Linked DNA regions of Mus musculus: region 1 is linked to region 2. The links are chromatin loops, found by intact Hi-C in ENCODE. Cell type or tissue: heart. All regions are shown on one strand. Each heading gives the region's core, and the rest is flanking DNA. Links, peaks and the distances in the headings are about the cores only.

Region 1 (9,177 bases), core at 517-8,516, 88 kb after region 2:
GAAACAGTGGACCCCAAGTAATAGGAAAATCTTAGAAATCTCATTCTGGGAGAAGGAAAAGGCCTCCGCCAGCGAGGAGCATGTCTCCTGGACAGAGATTTTGTGCAGTCCTGAGAACTTAGACCGCCAGTGGTGGGCTGGGGACCACTTTTACCTGGCGTGGGGAGAGGTGCACACACTTGGCCTTTTATTTAAACTTCAACCCCAACTCAGGGCCCTGAAGATGGATTTGGGGCTTTGCAGGATCTCTTTGTCCCTTTTCTGAGCAAATCTCCTTTTTCTGCTTTTCACTTAGTTTAGTGGCTGACTGAGGACAGGAGGCAAGATCTGACTTGGGGGAACAGATTGTAACTTCCAAGTTTGGTAACGGAAGCCTCAGCTGAGGAGATGCCCTGCCCTGTCCAGGATCACCCATCAGAAGCTCCAGATGAGTGCCTCAGTGGGGCTTCCCCAGCTGGATGTTTTGAGCTCTGTGTGATGATGTTTTGCTATCTGTCTATTGAACTACCTGCAAGCTGCTATTTACCTTGCTACTTTGGCTTGGTATATACTCAAAGCTATGAGTGTGGCTATTGTACATCATTCTGGGGCCAGAACACCGCTCACTGAAGAAAATGCTTTCACCCTGACTGAGGGACAGCAGACACCCCTAAGCCCCAACCCCCGTACGCCTTGTGACCCCTTAGGGCCACGGCCTGAGGCTGATGTGCCACGTACGTGGGACCTGGATGTCATCTATGGTAATCACTTCATCCAGCTGCATCAGAAACCTCTCTGTGAAGGAGGCCAAATTTGATATGAAGAAGCGGGCATACTTCTTGGCAAATTCCTGGAAGAAACAGAGTGAAAATGGACTTCAGAAACAAGCCACTACCAGGCTAGCAGGAGGTGGGTAGAACGACTCCAGGGAGAGCCAACGGGTGAGGCAACCCCAACATCGTGTGAACAGCTGCACTGGTCCTTGGAGCCCAGAGATCTCTCCCAACATCTGATCTGGTTTGAAACTAAGAAAGGATTCGGAGGAGTTAGAGAAACATCCCAGTGGGTTAAGTACTCGCCATCAAAGCATGAAAACCTGAGTTCAATTCCCACACTCACAAAAAGAGCTGGGTACGATGGTATGTGCCCCCACAAATCCCAGCACTGGGGAAGCAGAGACAGGGTTCCTGCGGCTCTCTGGCCTAGTCTAGAGTCCAGGTTTAGTGAGAGACCTTGTCTCATAAAGCAGGGTGACTGTTCTTGAAGAACAACACCCTCCACTGACATCAGCCTTCCATATGGACATGCATGTGTTCACATGGATGTCCCCCTACCATACACACACACACACACACACACACACACACACACGAACACACACACATGAACACACACACAAACACACACACACCACACACACACACATATGTGAACACACACACAAACACACACATGAACACACACACACATATGAACACACACACATATGTGAACACACACACCACACACACATGTGAACACACACACACGAACACACACCACACACACATATGTGAACACACACACGAACACACACACGTGAACACACACACACACGTGAACTCACACACACACGAACACATACCCACACACTTCAGAAATGGCCAAGGTACAAACACAGAGAACTCACCAAACAGAAAATAAAAGTAGGTATGGATCTTGAAGAAAACAGTCATTACTAGTTTTTGTAAATAATTTAAAATCAAAGTACGGCCAAGTGTGGTGTCCCTTGCCTTTAATCCTAGCACTTGGGAGGCACTCTGTGAGTTCTAGGCCAGCCTGGTCTACTTGGCAAGTTCTAGGACGGCCAGGACTTATAGAGAGAGTCCCTGTCTCAAACAAACACACGATCGGGTACTAACCATCAGGCCTAGCTCTCTGAAGGGCGGCATGGCCCTGAGCACCTGGGGTGGAGACCGAATGGCAACCCTCACCTCCATCTTCTCCTGGTTCTCGTGGATCATCCGGTTCAGCTCCTGCTGCCTCAGCTCCTCCGCCATTTGTAGTGACTCCATTTGACTGATGTATGTGGGGTGGCCAAGATTTGGATGGAGCTTCCGAGCATTTTCATCCTTCAATCAAACAAGGCAGAAATGAGCAGAGATTTCGACCCAGACTTGAAATCAGGACGGATGTCGTCTGTCAGCTAGGGCCACATGCAGACAGGTATGTCCTATGAGTGTGATCTGAGTGTGGGAAGGTAGGAGTGTGGTTGGTACTCAGAGGGTTGGAAAGCAGGGGAGCTGAGTACCTGCTCCAGCACCATCTGGACCTTTAGACAATAAACAGCACCAATCATATCCCACCGCACCAAGGAAAACGGTCCAACTGTTGTTGATATCAATGACCGAGGCCCTATCAAAGATTTCACATACGGCCCAGAGTTTGGGGAGTGCCTTCTGCCGATGAGTGTTGGCTTAGCTACGAATTTGCCAGCATCCCTGTCCCCAGCAGCCTTGCTCGTGACCTGTCTCCAATCTCAACTCCCTGCACCCCTGGCCCTGTGACCTTCACCTTCTCCAGCTCTAGCTGCTTCTGCTGCTGCTCAAACTGCTCCTGGACCTCCTTCAGAGATGCGCAAAACTTGCCCCAGTGCTGTTCCTTGTAGTTCTCCGTCACCAGCCAGCACACCTGGGGCAGCAGCTCCTCAAACCTCCTCACCTGGGCACGCAACTCTGCAGGAATCGAGGGGAGGGATCAGGGATGGACAGGGGAGATGGAAGTTGCTGCGGCCATGTCTCTAACAAAGGGAGAAAACATGGGTCTCTGGTGGGATAAGACCTATTCCAACCAAAGGAGCTCCGCAGGCAGGCCAAGATAGGAAATTCAGAGGGATTCTCTGTGTGCTTAAAATGTGTTGTGTGTATCGTCATGGGCAAGTTCCCATCTATGACCTCTTCAGGCACTGCCTTGACCTTGTCTCCCTCTCCTGCACCTCCGGATGACACGTGCTGAGACCTACTCTTTCACGCCTGACTCTTTACTTCTCAGGTCTTCATCTCCCTGTCTTGCTGGATAGTTCCCCTCTGCATCTGCCCTCCAGCTCACTAACTCCACATTCAGCTACGCATCACCTGGGCGAACACCCATTCATCATTTTAAGTTGTCAGCTCTTGATGTTTCCTTTTTAGAAGTTCTACTTCGTTCTCTTTGGTATCAAATCTGTCATTTTTGTAGGATCTTCATCCTTGCGTTTCCAATGTCCTCTTTCCTCTCGCTACAAGCGCATCATCTTGTATCCTGTGCCTGGTGTTTCACTCCTGACCCCTCCCACTTCCTCTCTCCTGCTCTTCCCCCTCCATCCCCTTCTACCTCTTTTAAAATTCTTCCTCCAGTCTTACTGTGTAGCCCAGGCTAGCCTTGACTTTGAAACCCTGCCTTCCCGGTGCTGGAATCAAAACTGTGTACTACCACGCACAACTAGCTGTCTCTGGTGTTCCTTCGGGGTCTGAGATCTTCTTGTTCTGTGCCTCTGGCTCCGAGTGCTTTGCAATCACAGGGAGAACTTTGGGAACTTCATCTGTGGGAGCTTGAGGGCGGAGGCAAAGGCAGGGAGAGCCCTGTGTAGTCTCAGCTTCACTCGGAACATCCCACACTGGATGGTCTTGGCATGTGTCTCCTATTCCCAATGCCCTGACTATGGAAGAGGAGGCTCCGGGTCCCATGGGTGTCAGGCAGCAGTCGGGGTCTCTGCTCTGTTTATCATAGTTCCTATTCCCATTTGATTTTTGGCTTTTGTGTGTCTCATACTTACAACACTTTAAAATATTGTATGCCCCAAATACCATACTTTATACCAAAAATCTGATGATTTCTATGTCCTCAATAGGATACAGAGAGGGTGCTGGGCTGCTGCAAAAAAGGGGACAGAAGTTTCCACCAGCAGATTAGACATCTACAAGAGGAACACAGTCCATGGTACTTCCCAAGAACACCTGGCCTCAGTGCCTTTACTTCGGGGATAACCATAGAGATTGGGCTCCCTCAGAGCTTGCTGGAAGATGTAGTCTATGGCTTGGATTTTACCTATTCTACAGTCACGGGCTATGTCCGGTCATTCTCTGTGAGGGGTTAATCACCAAAGAAGCCTTCCTTGGCTTACAGACAAGAAAACGGAGGCTCAGAGAGGTAGAATCACCTTGCCAAAGTTGCACAGCTGGCAGATAACAGGCCTGAGTTTTGACCCCAGGTCTGGGTGCCTCCTGATCCCCCCATCTCCGACATACCTCCCCCTGCTACCTCTGAAATCATACTGTAGAGATCAAGAAAGTGAGATCGATATGCCCAGAGGTATCAAACAACCCACAGCATGCCTCAAAACATTCCATAAAACTAAAGAAGACAGTCAGAAAGGGCCACACGAATCCATTCTCAAGGAATTACAGACAGCTGCTTGGGTCTGGGAGGGGATAGGTTGATGGGGGTTAACATTGACAGCAATGACAGTCCTCCAACTCTAGAAATGAACTGAAAGCCACTGAACATACACTTCATGGGTGAACAGAAACAAAGTGGAAAACCAACAATGTTCCTGAAAAAACAATGAAACTCTAGCCTTTTTCCTTGTTTCTTTTCTTTCTTTCTTTCTTTTCTTTCTTTCCTTCCTTCCTTCTTTCCTTTCTTCCTTCCTTCCTTCCTTCCTTTCTTTCTTTCTTTCTTTTCTTTCTTTCCTTCCTTCCTTTTTTCCTTCCTTCCTTTCTTTTCTTTCTCTCTCTCTCTTTCTTTCTTTTCTTTCTTTCCTTTCCTTCCTTCCTTCCTTCCTTCCTTCTTTCCTTTCTTTCTTTCTTTCTTTCTTTCTTTTCTTTTCTTTTCTTTTTTTCTTTCTTCCTTCCTTCCTTTCTTTTCTTTCTCTCTTTCTTTCTTTCTTTCTTTCTTTCTTTCTTTCTTTCTTTCTTTCTTTCTTTCTTTCTTTTCAACTCACTTAAAGTTAACAGTGGCGTTCTCTTAACTCCAAGAGGTTGACTTTTTACAGGGCTATTCCTGACTCCTCTGAGTCAGAGGGGAAGGTGGGCTCAGGCCCACCCTGGGTTCCCCGCCATAACTACTCCAATGCTCCCTCTGCTGGCCTCCCGGCATAACTGCACTTACCCAGAAGGCAGGAGTTGTGGTACTCGTCCGCCTGACGGTGATATTCTAGGATCTTCCTGCTGATGTGGTCGGCGCACTGGTCAAAGCTCTCATACATGCATTCAGGCCTTGTGACTGGGCGTTTCTCTTTACGGTAAAAATCCTGCCAGAGAGAGGTGACCATGTGTGGCCCCATTGGTCTATCCTGATCCACACCTCTGAGTCTTTATGTACTCGCCCTCTGCTGGCGTGACCTTCTCTGTGTGCTAGGCCCACCTAGCGTGGCTACAAACAGATTACGTTGAATTCCTGAATGAGTGGATAGCAAACCCCTACCTAACTCTAGAGACCCGAGTCCATAGCGTTTCAAACTGGAACAACGCTGTGTGTTCACTAGAAAGCAACAGGATGTGACCACAAAGACAGATGAGCCCTGCCTGGCAGAACCCAGCCCGTGGGGGCCCTTGGGGGCAAGGTTGGGTTTGTTCCTCTTGGCATATTCTTTAACTGACACACAAACTTTGTCCAAGAATGTTTGCTGGCAGCTTAAGTAAATGAATAAATGCCACACTGATGAACGATGTTTAGTGTGCAAGAGGGAAAGTTAAGCTGGGCAGTGGTGGCGCATGCCTTTAATCCCAGCACTTGGGAGGCAGAGGCAGGCAGATTTCTGAGTTCAAGGCCAGCCTGGTCTACAAAGTGAGTTCCAGGACAGCCAGGGCTACGCAGAGAAACCCTGTCTCGAAAAAACCAAAATAAATAAATAAATAAATAAATAGACAAACAAACAAACCAAGAGGAGAAAAAGTTAAAAACAAAACAAAAATAACAAATCAAACAGACAACAGGTTCAAGGTCCTGAACTGGAATCGTAGAGTGGCCTGCTCAACAGACTGCATGGGGGTAGGGGTGGAGAGGGCTGGAGGGGGCTTCCAGGATAGGCCAGGGCCTGAGGGCAGTGGCTCTCACCTCCACCACGACCATCAGGTGCTCATTGCTCTCCCACAGGAGATTCAGGATGATGCCTTTAAAATCCCTGCAACACCAACAAGGCAGATCTGTGAGTCATCTCTTCTGCATGCACCGAGGTAGACAAAACCAAGCAACAGAGTATGTGAAGTGTTCAATTCTAACCCTGTCACTCATCGTAACTATGGAATACTGCCCTTTGAACAGCACAATCCTCATTTATCCTTTGTTCCTTTTCTTCCTCAGTTCCTAACTCTGCCTGATTCTGATACTCAGCTCATCTGACGCACTCTGATCGGCGGTTTGGGGATTGATTGGTTTGACTGGCTGATTAATCTCTCTGTCTCTTTTAGCAGACTGTAAAATCTACCAAGGACTTAAGACACTGATTGGGAGATTATAAGACAGACATATGTCTGGTCCCGGAGTTTCCTGCATGAGGTCAGAATGTGTGGATGGCTACAAAAATGAAACTTAACCTTAACTAATCAGAAATAGCTAGTGGACCTCTAACTAGGGATTTTGCACAGTAGCTAATCAAACACTTCCTTCTTGCTTCTGTAAAGATGAACACGTTTCCCCTGAGTGCCTGCTCCATGGAGCTCTCGACCACACACAGTCCCCACTTATGAGTGCCTATCTGCACCAATCAACTTGGTGGAAGCATCTTAGTGTGCCCAAGTTCTAACCCTGGATATAGAGTGACGTTGAATATGCTTGGCCCAGGAGCAGCACTATTAGGAGGTGTGGCCTTGTTGGAGGAAGTGTGTCACTGGGGGTGGAGGGCTGGCTTTGAGGGACATTCCTCCTGGCTGCCTGGGAGCCAGTCTTCTTCTGTTTGCCTTCAGATGAAGATGTAGAACTCTCAGCTCCTCCTGCACCATGCCTGCCTGGATGCTGCCATGCTCCTGCCTTGATGATAATGGACTGAACCTCTGAACCTATAAGCCAGCCCCAATTAATGTTGTCCTTATAAGAGTTGCCTTGGTCATGGTGTCTGTTCACAGAAGTAAAACACTAAGACAGGAGTGGTATTCATCAGAGGCCCTGGTGGCCTGGTGGCCCCTGCACTGGTTGGTCCCCTGTACTCACTGAGAAAAGAACAAACTGGTCGTGATAGACCACACCTATAATTCCAGCAGGAGGCAAAGACAGGAGTATGAGACTACAAGGTCAAGGTCAGCTGTGGCTACCTTTGGGTTCCAGGCCAGCTTGAACTACTGAAATCTTGTCTAAAAACAATAACAATTTGAGGAAGAGAGAGAGAGAGAGAGAGAGAGAGAGAGAGAGAGAGAGAGAGAGAGAGAGATTGTGAACAGTAAGCCAAAGCTAGAGAGAGGGCTCCCGGGTAAAAGTGATTGCAGAGAAAGCCCGAGACCTGATCCCATGATCCCACAATCCCATGTAGGGAAACAAAAAGCCAGATGAAGTGCCAGGCTATAACCCCAGCATTCCTATCATGAGATGGGAGGAAGTGACGGGACACAGCAGAAACAAGATGAGAGACCCTGCCAAAGAAGGCAGGAAAGAACCAACTCCTGAAACTTGTTCTCTGACTTACACATACACACACACACACACACACACACACACACACACACTCGGTGGCACACGCGGTGAAATACACGGGCCCACATTCACAACCACTCTCTAGTACTACTAATAAAAGGAACTCCACATAAAACCGGAGACACTGAAACTTATAGAGGAGAAAGTAGGGAAAAGCCTCGAAGATATGGGTACAGGGGAAAAATTCCTGAATAGAACAGCAATGGCTTGTGCTGTAAGATCGAGAATCGATAAATGGGACCTCATAAAATTGCAAAGCTTCTGCAAGGCAAAAGACACCGTCAATAAGACAAAAAGACCACCAACAGATTGGGAAAGGATCTTTACCTATTCCAAATTGGATAGGGGGCTAATATCCAATATATATAAAGAACTCAAGAAGGTGGGCTCCAGAAAATCAAATAACCCCATTAAAAATGGGGCTCAGAGCTGAACAAAGAATTCTCACCTGAGGAATACCAAATGGCTGATAAGCACCCGAAAAAATGTTCAACATCCTTAATCATCAGGGAAATGCAAATCAAAACAACCCTGAGATTCCACCTCACACCAGTCAGAATGGCTAAGATCAAAAATTCAGGTAACAGCAGATGCTGGCGAGGATGTGGAGAAAGAGGAACACTCCTCCATTGTTGGTGGGATTGCAAGCTTGTACAACCACTCCGAAAATCAGTCTGGTGATTCCTCAGAAAATTGGACATAGTACTACCGGAGGATCCCGCAATACCTCTCCTGGGCATATATCCAGAAGATGTCCCAACCGGTAAGAAGGACACATGCTCCACTATGTTCATAGCAGCCTTATTTATAATAGCCAGAAGCTGGAAAGAACCCAGATGCCCCTCAACAGAGGAATGGATACAAAAAATGTGGTACATTTACACAATGGAGTACTACTCAGCTATTAAAAAGAATGAATTTATGAAATTCCTAGGCAAATGGATGGACCTGGAGGGCATCATCCTGAGTGAGGTAACCCAATCACAAAGGAACTCGCACAATATGTACTCACTGATAAGTGGATATTAGCCCAGAAACTTAGGATACACAAGATATAAGATACAATTTGCTAAACGCATGAAACTCAAGAAGAACGAAGACCAAAGTGTGGACACTTTGCCCCTTCCTAGAAATGGGAACAAAACACCCATGGAAGGAGTTACAGAGACAAAATTTGGAGCTGTGACGAAAGGATGGACCATCTAGTGATTGCCATATCCAGGGATCCATCCCATAATCAGCTTCCAAACGCTGACACCATTGCATACACTAGCAAGATTTTGCTGTAAGGACCCATATATAGCTGTCTCTTGTGAGACTATGCCGGGGCCTAGCAAACACAGAAGTGGATGCTCACAGTCAGCTATTGGATGGGTCACACGGCCCCCAATGGAGGAGCTAGAGAAAGTACCCAAGGAGCTAAAGGGAACTGCAACCCTATATGTGGAACAACAATATGAACTAACCAGTACCCCGGAGCTCTTTTCTCTAGCTGCATATGTATCAAAAGATGGCCTAGTTAGCCATCACTGGAAAGAGAGGCCCTTTGGACTT
Region 2 (9,177 bases), core at 866-8,865:
AAATATTCTGCTTTGGGGACATTTGCTACATCACTACACCAGAGTGGATCAAAGTGAAATCATTACATTCTCGATTTGTTCGAAATGACCCCAACCTTGCAACGCAGACATCAGTGAAAATGAATGCTTTCAACTTAGGATCAGAATGCCTCGAGACTACAAAGCTAACACATCAACTTGGCACAATTACGGTCATCCGAGAAGGAGCCTCAAGTTAAAAAATGTCTGCATCAGACTGGCCTGTAGTCTTGAGTAATGCCTGATGCAGACGGGCCCAGCCCCCTGGGTCTGTGGTCCTGGGTTCTATAAGAAAGCAGACTAAGCAAGCCCCGGGGAACAGCCAGGAAGCAACGCTTCTCTGTAGCCTGTGCTTCGGTTCCTGCCTTGCTTTCCTCTGGAGAGGGTTTTCCTCGGAAGTTTCTTTTTGGCCATGGTGTACAAAAGAGAATAGAAAGCAAACTAAGACATCAGGTTTTATATTGCTAAACATTTTATTCTAATATTATATTAATAATTCAAGTGCAATTTTTCTTTGAAAAGTCAACTGCATTAAACAAAACTTGTTAAATATCTTTCATCAAACAAAGCATATTCTTTTCAATCCTCCACAACAGTCAGAGCCATGTAGTAAAAATAAGATGTTTTAAGACCCTCCTACACATTTTGTATTATTGCTTTGAGAACAATCTCATTAGCGGTCAACATCTCAAGCAGTGATTAATTAACTTTCGAAAGCTCTAGCAGATACTGTGACATAAAGTCATGAATCCAGGTGTCAGTGTCGGGCAGCGACGTGTCTACGAGATAGAGCACCACTTTCCGGTCCCAAGGATTAGTGTGCTCAACAACTGTCTGCACCAACGCCACCAGGGCTTTCTTCTCCACGTGATTTCGAAACACCATCGAAGCCTCCTCCGACCACTGGCTGCACTTCACGCCTAGGAGAAGACAGGGGGTGAGGGGGCAGTGAGTGGCCACTCCTGCCTTTCTCTGAGCCACTGGGCGGGAGAACTGTTTAGTCAGTTACAAAGTACTTCAAGTATTCCAGGTTAGACCTGCCTACGGCAGAGAATAGCAGCCCAAAGCTCCTCAGCTCACAGCTTGTCTATCGTGAATAAAGGTGAGACTACCTGCAGACACATGTTCCCTTTGAGACGACCGTGCTGTGTATAAAGCAGGGTAGTGATGACCACACCCATTTCCTATACCTAAATTATAAAGTTTTAGAATTGAGATAGCTAGGGGAAAATGTCAGGACCAACACTGAATTAACAGAAAAGCGTGGTTATATGATCTATGTACACTGTCATTTCTTGCTTTTCTTTTTAAAAAGACTTATTTATTTTATCTATATGAGTACACTGTACCTGCCCTCAGACACACCAGAGGAGTGCATCAGATCCCCTTATAGATGGTTGTGAGCCACCATGTGGTTGCTGGGATTTGAACTCAGGACCTCTAGAAGAGCAGTCAGTGCTCTTAACCACTGAGCCATGTCTCCAGCCCCACACTGTCATTTCTTACAACAACAGAGAGCCATAGAGAAGAGCGCAATGTTTCATCTGAGCCCATGGATCCGAGGAATGCTCAGGCAGGTCTTACGCAGGCTCCCTCTTGCCTACAGCCATCCTGCTCCCCATAAGAGGGACTCCTGGGAGGAAGTGAAGCTCACAGTCTGGAGGCATAGGCTCACCCAGGACTCATGGTGGCACCTGGCTATGGGACTATAGACTCCCCAGTCCCAACCCCCTTACACGCTCACCACTGAGGGCCTGTTCAGAAATGCCTTTTACCAGTGCATCATGTTCACCTCCACCAAGTGACTCTAAAGGCCACGCCCACAGTCTGAAGAGACTGAGCAACCATTGGAATCAGCAGATAAGGCAGGAATGCTGGAGTGACCAGGCAGGAATTTAAAGTAACCCTGAGTGACAACTGAGGGCTTCAATGGAGGAGACAGGCTGCACATGAGAACAGAGGGAGGGTGGGATGCCACCCAGTGGGAAAGGGTTTGCTTGCCTATGTGCCCATGCTTGGCACCAAAGAGAAAAAATATGATTAATAGAAATATGGAAATTTTTAGAAAAGTGGAAAGAAAAAATTTAAATGCTGGGAACAAAACCAACAAAAGCGCTGAAAGAAGTCTGCTAAGCTCACTGGCCGGGCAGACGGGGCCAGGAAAGAGTCTCTGATCGCAAGCATGCAACAGGAGAAGCTTCTAAGACTGAAGCAGAGAGAAGGCTGGGGTGGTGGGACGGAGTCAGAACTGTGACAACTGGGACAGTGTGAGGGTCAGTGTAGTGGGAACGGGGAAGGGAGAGAGGGAAGGAGGCAAGGGGACAAACACTGCCAGTGAGCTGGGGACCTCCGGTCCGAGTCATACCACACACACACACACACACACACACACACACACACACACACACACAGAGCTCTGCACATCACACCCAACGTCAGAAAACCTAAAATCAGTGAAAGCTGGGGAAGAAGCCGAAGGAGGGGAAGCAGCTCAGGTGCAGTGGGACAGACTCTCAGACTTGCAGCCGCACTGCACCGCACCGCACTGCACTGGAGAGCCCAGGAATAAAGTGCGGCAGTGGAGAAGGAAAAAGCTCACAGCTACCCTGCCCAAGAAGCCCTCACAGTGCAGGGCCCAGTGCTTCGCAGGCACTGGGTTCATCTAGAGAGGCGGGATGTGGAGGGGCAGAAGAAAAGAAAAACAAAAGAGGAGGAGGAAGAACAGACTGTGGACAAGTAAAAACCGGGTGGAGTCTGCTGATAGGCTGCTTCGGAAGCAATGAGGAAGACCTTCAGAGGAAAAAGCAAACCCGGGTCTGAGGAGAGGAAGAGAGCGAACGCATCAGAGAAAGAGCCACAGAGTGACGAGGGGAAGTCACACTGTTCGCTTCTGAGGCTTGATTATGTCTCACTATGTAGCCCAAGTTGGCTTCAGACTCACAATCCTCCTGCCTCAGTCTCCCTAGTGCTGGAGTTACAGGCAAGTGCCCAGCCATTCTTATTTGTAACGGATCTAGCAGTAGAAAACAGTACATTCATATTATTAGCATCAAAGTAGCTGATTATGCAAATTAGTAATATATATGCAAATCAATGGCTTCAGTCAGAGTTGTCATGGAGGGGAGGAGGACGTAACTGTTTTCCCTAAGGACGAAGTTGTTTTATAAAGTCCATGACGTACTGCCACTAACTGCAATGGAGAATAACACTACTTACCATTAGCCTGGAAAGCTAGGACCCAGCTTGGTTGTAAAGAACCTACCAGGGTGTGCACTCCCAGCACGCAAGTGAAAGGCAGGTGTGCTGCACTCTCACAATTGCACCCTAGGGAGACACAGGCAGGTAGATGGAGCCCTGGAACTTGCTGGCTAGCCAGCTTAGGAACTCAGGCCCAGGTTCAGTGAGAGCTCATCTTAAGAAAAATAAGGTGGGCAGTGGTTGAGGAAGACAGCCGACATTGTCCTCTCATCAACACATTGAATACACACATCCAGTGAGAGGACCTTGACTCCAGATACCAGGTCCAGAGCAAAACAGGAGGATGCCTGGCATTGACCTCTGTTTTCAACAGGAACAAAAACAGGTATGGGCACCAGCATACCTGTATACACACACACATACACACACACACACACAGGGTAGGGGTAGCTCCAGCAGGACACACTAAACTCAACACTTGTTAGATCTACAGGTCTCATCCACTAACAGCAGATTATAATTTTTCTCAAGTTTTCATGGACTCATATTCTGGGACATAAAACACCTGAACAAATTCAAAACAACAAAAACCACACAATGTCTGGTCAAACCACAATGGAGATTAACAGAAAGCTAGCAAAAAAAAAAAAAAAAAAAAAAAAATCGCAGGACATCAAGAAGAAATAACACAATTCTAACTCACAGGCCAAAGAGTCCCCAAAGGGATTTCAAAATATTTGAGCTAAATGAAAATGAACACACAGCATTCACATCAGACAGTGTGGTGCACTGCAAGAGGGTGCTCAGGGGGAGATCTACAGCAGTGTGGGTTAGGACAGTAGAAAGCTCTGTGTGTGTGTGTGTGTGTGTGTGTGTGTGTGTGTGTGTGTGTGCGCGCGTGTGCACACTCTGAAGGCCCTGTCAAAACAGCAGGGACACTAGGCACCCATCCCTCAGAGAACCCTCTTGGCAGTGAGATGCCATATTTGACAGAACATGCTATTGGGTAAACTTGGGCATTCAAAGTGGAAATGAAGGAAAAGCTAGTATTGAATCTGAAGAAACTACTGCAAGCCCAGACTGACTAGTGGCCATGGCACAGACAAAGTGCTGTGTAAGTGCTGTTTGTGTTTTACATGCAACCGCCATGGGAAGCTGCTTTGAATCCTAGCAGTCAGGCACAGGGCAGAGGGCAAGGATCTCAGAATGATCTTGCACTAGAGGTTGGGCAACCAGCAGAGAATTCACATCCACCCTTGTCTGCACCTCGTCCCCCAACTGCCCCACATATGGGGTACAAAAGGCCAGGGCCTCAGGCAGCAGCGAAGGCATCAAGTGGCTCAAGGAGGCTGCAAGGCCACACTGTCCCAGCATGGCAGGACACTGAGGACCCAGAAGCACAGGTGTTCTGCTGGCCTCCATGCCTTTTGTTCAAACTGAGGGGGCCCAGTGGTCACTCATAGGGGAGCCACATCTGAACTGTCTCTCAAAGGGCAGAGGAAGACTTCATGAGGCAACATACAAAGCAGTGTCCAGTGTAGAGCCATTAAATAAGCATACCAAATGTCACTGTGTGGTGAAGTTACACATTTATAAGCTGTGCTATGATGCAAACAAGAAACTCACTAGCCCTTACACAATCTTGTGATTGTGTAGCAGTTACTAAGTTTAGAATTAAAAATAATTAATTTGTGCTTATTGGTTATTTAGGCTGAAAGTTTCTGTTACCTTTTGCTTGTTTTTATTACTGTTCAAACCAGGGAAATACTGGGTCAATGGAATGCTTTATGTTCATCAAAATAAGCTGCAGGAGGTAGGGGTATAGCTCAGGCTGTACTTAGCATTCCCACAAACGATGCGCGGTTCAATCTGCAGTTCTGGGGGTGGGGAAATGACAACTAGCCCATAGGATAATATAGTCCCCCAAACAGGGAGACTGTGAGTGAGGAAAACCAAGCAACATCGCTATCTATCCCAGGATTGCAGCTTTAGGAATTTATCAGGCAATGCAAACCAAGTCAAAAAGTGGGGGGGGGGGGGGGCAGGGGAACAGACTGGCCATGAAAATGATCACCGAGGACAGGATGCTGCTAGCATTAAAAAGCTGAAGCAACACACAGCAGGCTAACTAGTGACCCTGCACTCACTAAAAACCTAGCACCAAGCAGAGTGCAAGCCCCACTATAGCTGAGCCCCACTGCAGAAATTACCTGCCAGTTGAGCGGTGACCGCCTGGAAGGGCAGCTTTCGGAACACGTCCACTAGGGGCTGCACTTTCCTTATGTTGACGAGCTCATGCTTGCCGTAGTCCAGCTCGTACACAGACACCAGCCCATTGGTCAGGATTCCTTTTAAAAGTACCCTGTACCACCTACGGACACATTGGGTTACAAAGAGAAAAAACAGGCCAAGTCAGCACCCTTTCCAAAGGGAAACAAGCACTATATGCTACACACACACACACACTCACACACACACACACACACACACACACTCACACACACACACACACGCATACACACACACTCACACACACACATACACACACACACACATACACACACACACACACTCACACACACACACACACGCATACACACATACACACACACACACACACACGCACACACACACACACTCACACACACACACACACACACGCATACACACACACTCACGCACACACACACACTCACACACACACACACGCACACACACTCACACGCACACGCATACACACACACTCACACACACACACACACTCACACACACACACATGCACACACACACACACTCACACACACACACACACACACACACACACAAATGAGCCATGGAAGTTTGGAAGCAACTGTGGCTGCTTCTCCCCAGAGGTTAGCACTGCCTGCTGTGGCCCTGGATCCTCTCTGATACAGGCTGGAGTTTTACAGGCCTCATGGGGCTACGCAAAGGCAGTGGCTCTTGCACTGTCACTCTCTTTAGGCTGAAACAGATGCCATGGGGGTGGTCAGGACAAGGCAAGGGATCCCTCACTCTGTGGAGACACAAGATGGCCACATCTGATGTATGGTCTATGTCTGCACGATGAAAAGAGAGTCGCAGGTAGGATGAGGGGAAGCCAGAGAGCTGCTTAAGAGCAGGGAAAAGCTGAGGGGACATGATGGTTGCAGGGGCAGATATGCCAGGGAGGCCAGAGTGAGGACTTGTGAAGGCAGAGGACTCGGTGGCTGTTTGGGGAAGAGATCAAAAGTTCTGAACAAAACATTATTTTTGGGTATCCTCCTTTGGAGCCCCTCCCATTCTCAGTTCTCTCTTCTCCTTAACAAATGTGTTTTCTCTCTGTTTGACATGGACTGGACCTCAGGTGGCAGGACCAAGCATTCTCTGCAATGAGTTTATCAGCCAGAAACCTGAAGCAAGCCCAGGGTGAAACAGCTAGTAGCTTACAACGAGGCCAGTTTTAATCCCTGTATGTGACTGAGGGCTTCTAAGGAACACAGGAACCTTGGTCTAAGATGCAGTAAGCAAGAATGTATGTATCTCACAGACAACTGGGATACAGAAAGGATTCATGACAAACAGCTGGGGGTTGGGAGCCAAGCACACAGGAACGGAAATCGCCCTGGCCCATAGCCCTGCAGTGTCACACTGGCCTGAGCCTCAGCTGTCTCCTGTGTAACGGTTTACTTTTTGTTTCCAAGTGTCTAGCTCGATACTTGGCGTTACAATAGGCATTTAAAAGTGCCAGCCACCATTTGCAGATAACTCAGTGAAAACTGCAGACCAGACTGGAGGGGATTTTTCCTGGTAGAGATGCCAGGCTGCAGGCTGCAGGTTGCTCAAAGGGGTACAATAAATACACTTGGTCTCTACCCACAGCATCATCAGTGAGCTACAGGGGGCCAGGGATGGCGCTCTGTGTCTCCAGTCCACTGAGTACAGAGGAATAAAAAGAGCACTGCAGAAAACGGGTGTATTTCTGCTCAGCTGAACTTCTGAAGCCCGGTGATTACTACACAGAGGCTCAGACTGGACTAGATATCAACTCCAGAGCAGTCATAACCCAGAGTGTTAAAAAACGCAGATGCTGGGCCTTTTCCTGAGGGTTAGACTCAGGGGCTGGGTAAGAAAGGAGGATAGGGCTTTAATGTGTTTCCAAGTGCTTCTCACTAAGAGATTTGGAGACCATGACAATTTAAAAACCGTATCGAATTCCTATGCATTAGCTTGCCATAGCTGGGAATAAAGTTCAACAGTTGAGAGTCTTAAGTAAGATAGAAGCTCTTTAAACACTTAACACTGGTTAACGCATAAAAATAAAAAAATCATTAATATTATCTTATCTATAAAATATCCATTATCCATGAACAGCTAGCTGGTTAAAGCTCCGGAGTGCGGGTGCAGAGCTGCCCCGGTTGTATGCTGGAGAGCCGGAGGGGCAACTCTTCCTCTCCTGGCTGGCCGAGCCAACACCAACATCACTCATCCACCCTCTGATGCCATCTGCATGAGAACTAAGTTACCTGGGAAGACTGATTAAGACAGACTCATACAAACTGAGTGTCAACCCTACTTACGCTTACTTGTAGTGAATGAAGTGACACAATGAATTATACAGTGAAAAGCTCATGACACAGGCTCATGATTTTCAAAATGAGCACTATTATTCTTTTCCACATTTTAAGAGTTAAAAATTGTTTTTTTCTCTCATAAAAATGACATTTTTATATATGCATATATGTTGACTATCTTAAGAAAGGAAGTATTTTGTGTAAAAAAAATTAACATTGTGACCTTTTTTAAACTCTGTGTGTGTGTGTGTTGGGGGAGTGATGGAGGGAAAACAGGGTGGGGATTTGTGTTCAGCATTAAGAAGCTCATCTTCTCTCGGCTGGCTCTTCATTTCCTAAGCCCCAGTGGCATGTGTAGTGTGAAGTGGGGGGGCTTGTGCTCCACTGGGGCAGATCCTGTACCAGGGCACAGGTGCGGGGAACAATCAATGCACGCCACTCCCTAAAATGGTGCTCACAATTGCCAGGAAGCAACCCCAGTGTGTGCTGGGAATCTGCATCTTTCAACTAACAGTTTCTTTCCAGAGACTCTTACTGAATAACCAGAGGTGGAAGCAATGGTTTATTCTTTATAATATTGACTATTATTATTTATAATACTCAAAAGACCTGGGAGAATCTACCTAAGTAAAAAAATGCTAATTTTGCTTTCCCCTTAAGACAGATAATCACTCAGCCACAAACTGTTTCTGAGGAATTTTTAGCACAGACTACTAGAGTTTTTGAAAAGCAAGTACAACTTTATAACAGCATATCAATGATACAGATATACAGACCAAACTGGAAAGATTACAGAAGTAGCTAAAAAATGCTATGTTTGGGAGCTAGTTTTAGTTTCTAATGTTTTTTTTCTCCTCTAAGTTTTCCACAATAAACATTTAATTTAAAAAAAACTTCATTTTATGTATGTAACACTAACTTTTTTTTTTTCTTTTTTCTTTTTTTGTTTTTTTGAGACAGGGTTTCTCTGTATAGCCCTGACTGTCCTGGAACTCACTTTGTAGACCAGGCTGGCCTCAAACTCAGAAATCCACCTGCCTCTGCCTCCCGAGTGCTGGGATTAAAGGCATGCGCCACCACGCCCGGCTAATGTAACACTAACTTTTAACATGAAAATGGTTAGTACATTTTTACATGTATTTCTTTAAACATCACAAAATTTGCACAATTTTCTAAATCCATTTTTCATTCAAAATTCTCATTTGTTCAGGCCAAATCTCGCTGGACACATTAAGGACCCTCATGAGCTCTATACTCTTAGAAGAACAAGCTCTGCCCAGGACATACTTATTCTCCACTTTGGCTGCGTACACTTGGTCTCGCTCCACCGCTATGTGGCGCTCCTCGGACACGCTGTAGTACAGGATCATCTCTTCCATCAGCACTTCTA

The links. A loop is a pair of places that touch in the nucleus more often than their neighbours do. Peaks named below come from ENCODE experiments on the same cell type or tissue, not always from the same donor. Only the 100,000 strongest peaks of a DNase experiment are listed, where the experiment ranks them.
Region 1: it touches region 2 in a loop (5-fold over the local background); 9 of 42 quality-filtered maps call a loop at or near these places.

Annotation. Positions count from the first base shown.
Region 1 is chr4:45,937,854-45,947,030 of GRCm38, reverse strand. It overlaps Ccdc180 (coiled-coil domain containing 180), which reads right to left. Exons shown (of 38, transcript NM_198660.2): 31 at 6,055-6,121; 32 at 5,107-5,248; 33 at 2,533-2,693; 34 at 1,953-2,090; 35 at 718-829. Among named protein-coding and RNA genes, the nearest start is that of Tdrd7, 30 kb to the left of the region's middle. In heart, for the core only: a CTCF peak has its summit at 5,105 (motif pointing left); a DNase peak (open chromatin) is centred at 5,080; H3K4me3 peaks cover 221 bases.
Region 2 is chr4:46,026,057-46,035,233 of GRCm38, reverse strand. It overlaps Tdrd7 (tudor domain containing 7), which reads right to left. Exons shown (of 17, transcript NM_146142.2): 15 at 9,075-9,177; 16 at 5,427-5,587; 17 at 469-938. The coding sequence ends at 718. Among named protein-coding and RNA genes, the nearest start is that of Tmod1, 8.6 kb to the left of the region's middle. In heart, for the core only: CTCF peaks have their summits at 2,007 (motif pointing left) and 5,464; DNase peaks (open chromatin) are centred at 1,813, 5,463, 6,253 and 6,833; H3K4me3 peaks cover 1,041 bases; H3K27ac peaks cover 3,670 bases.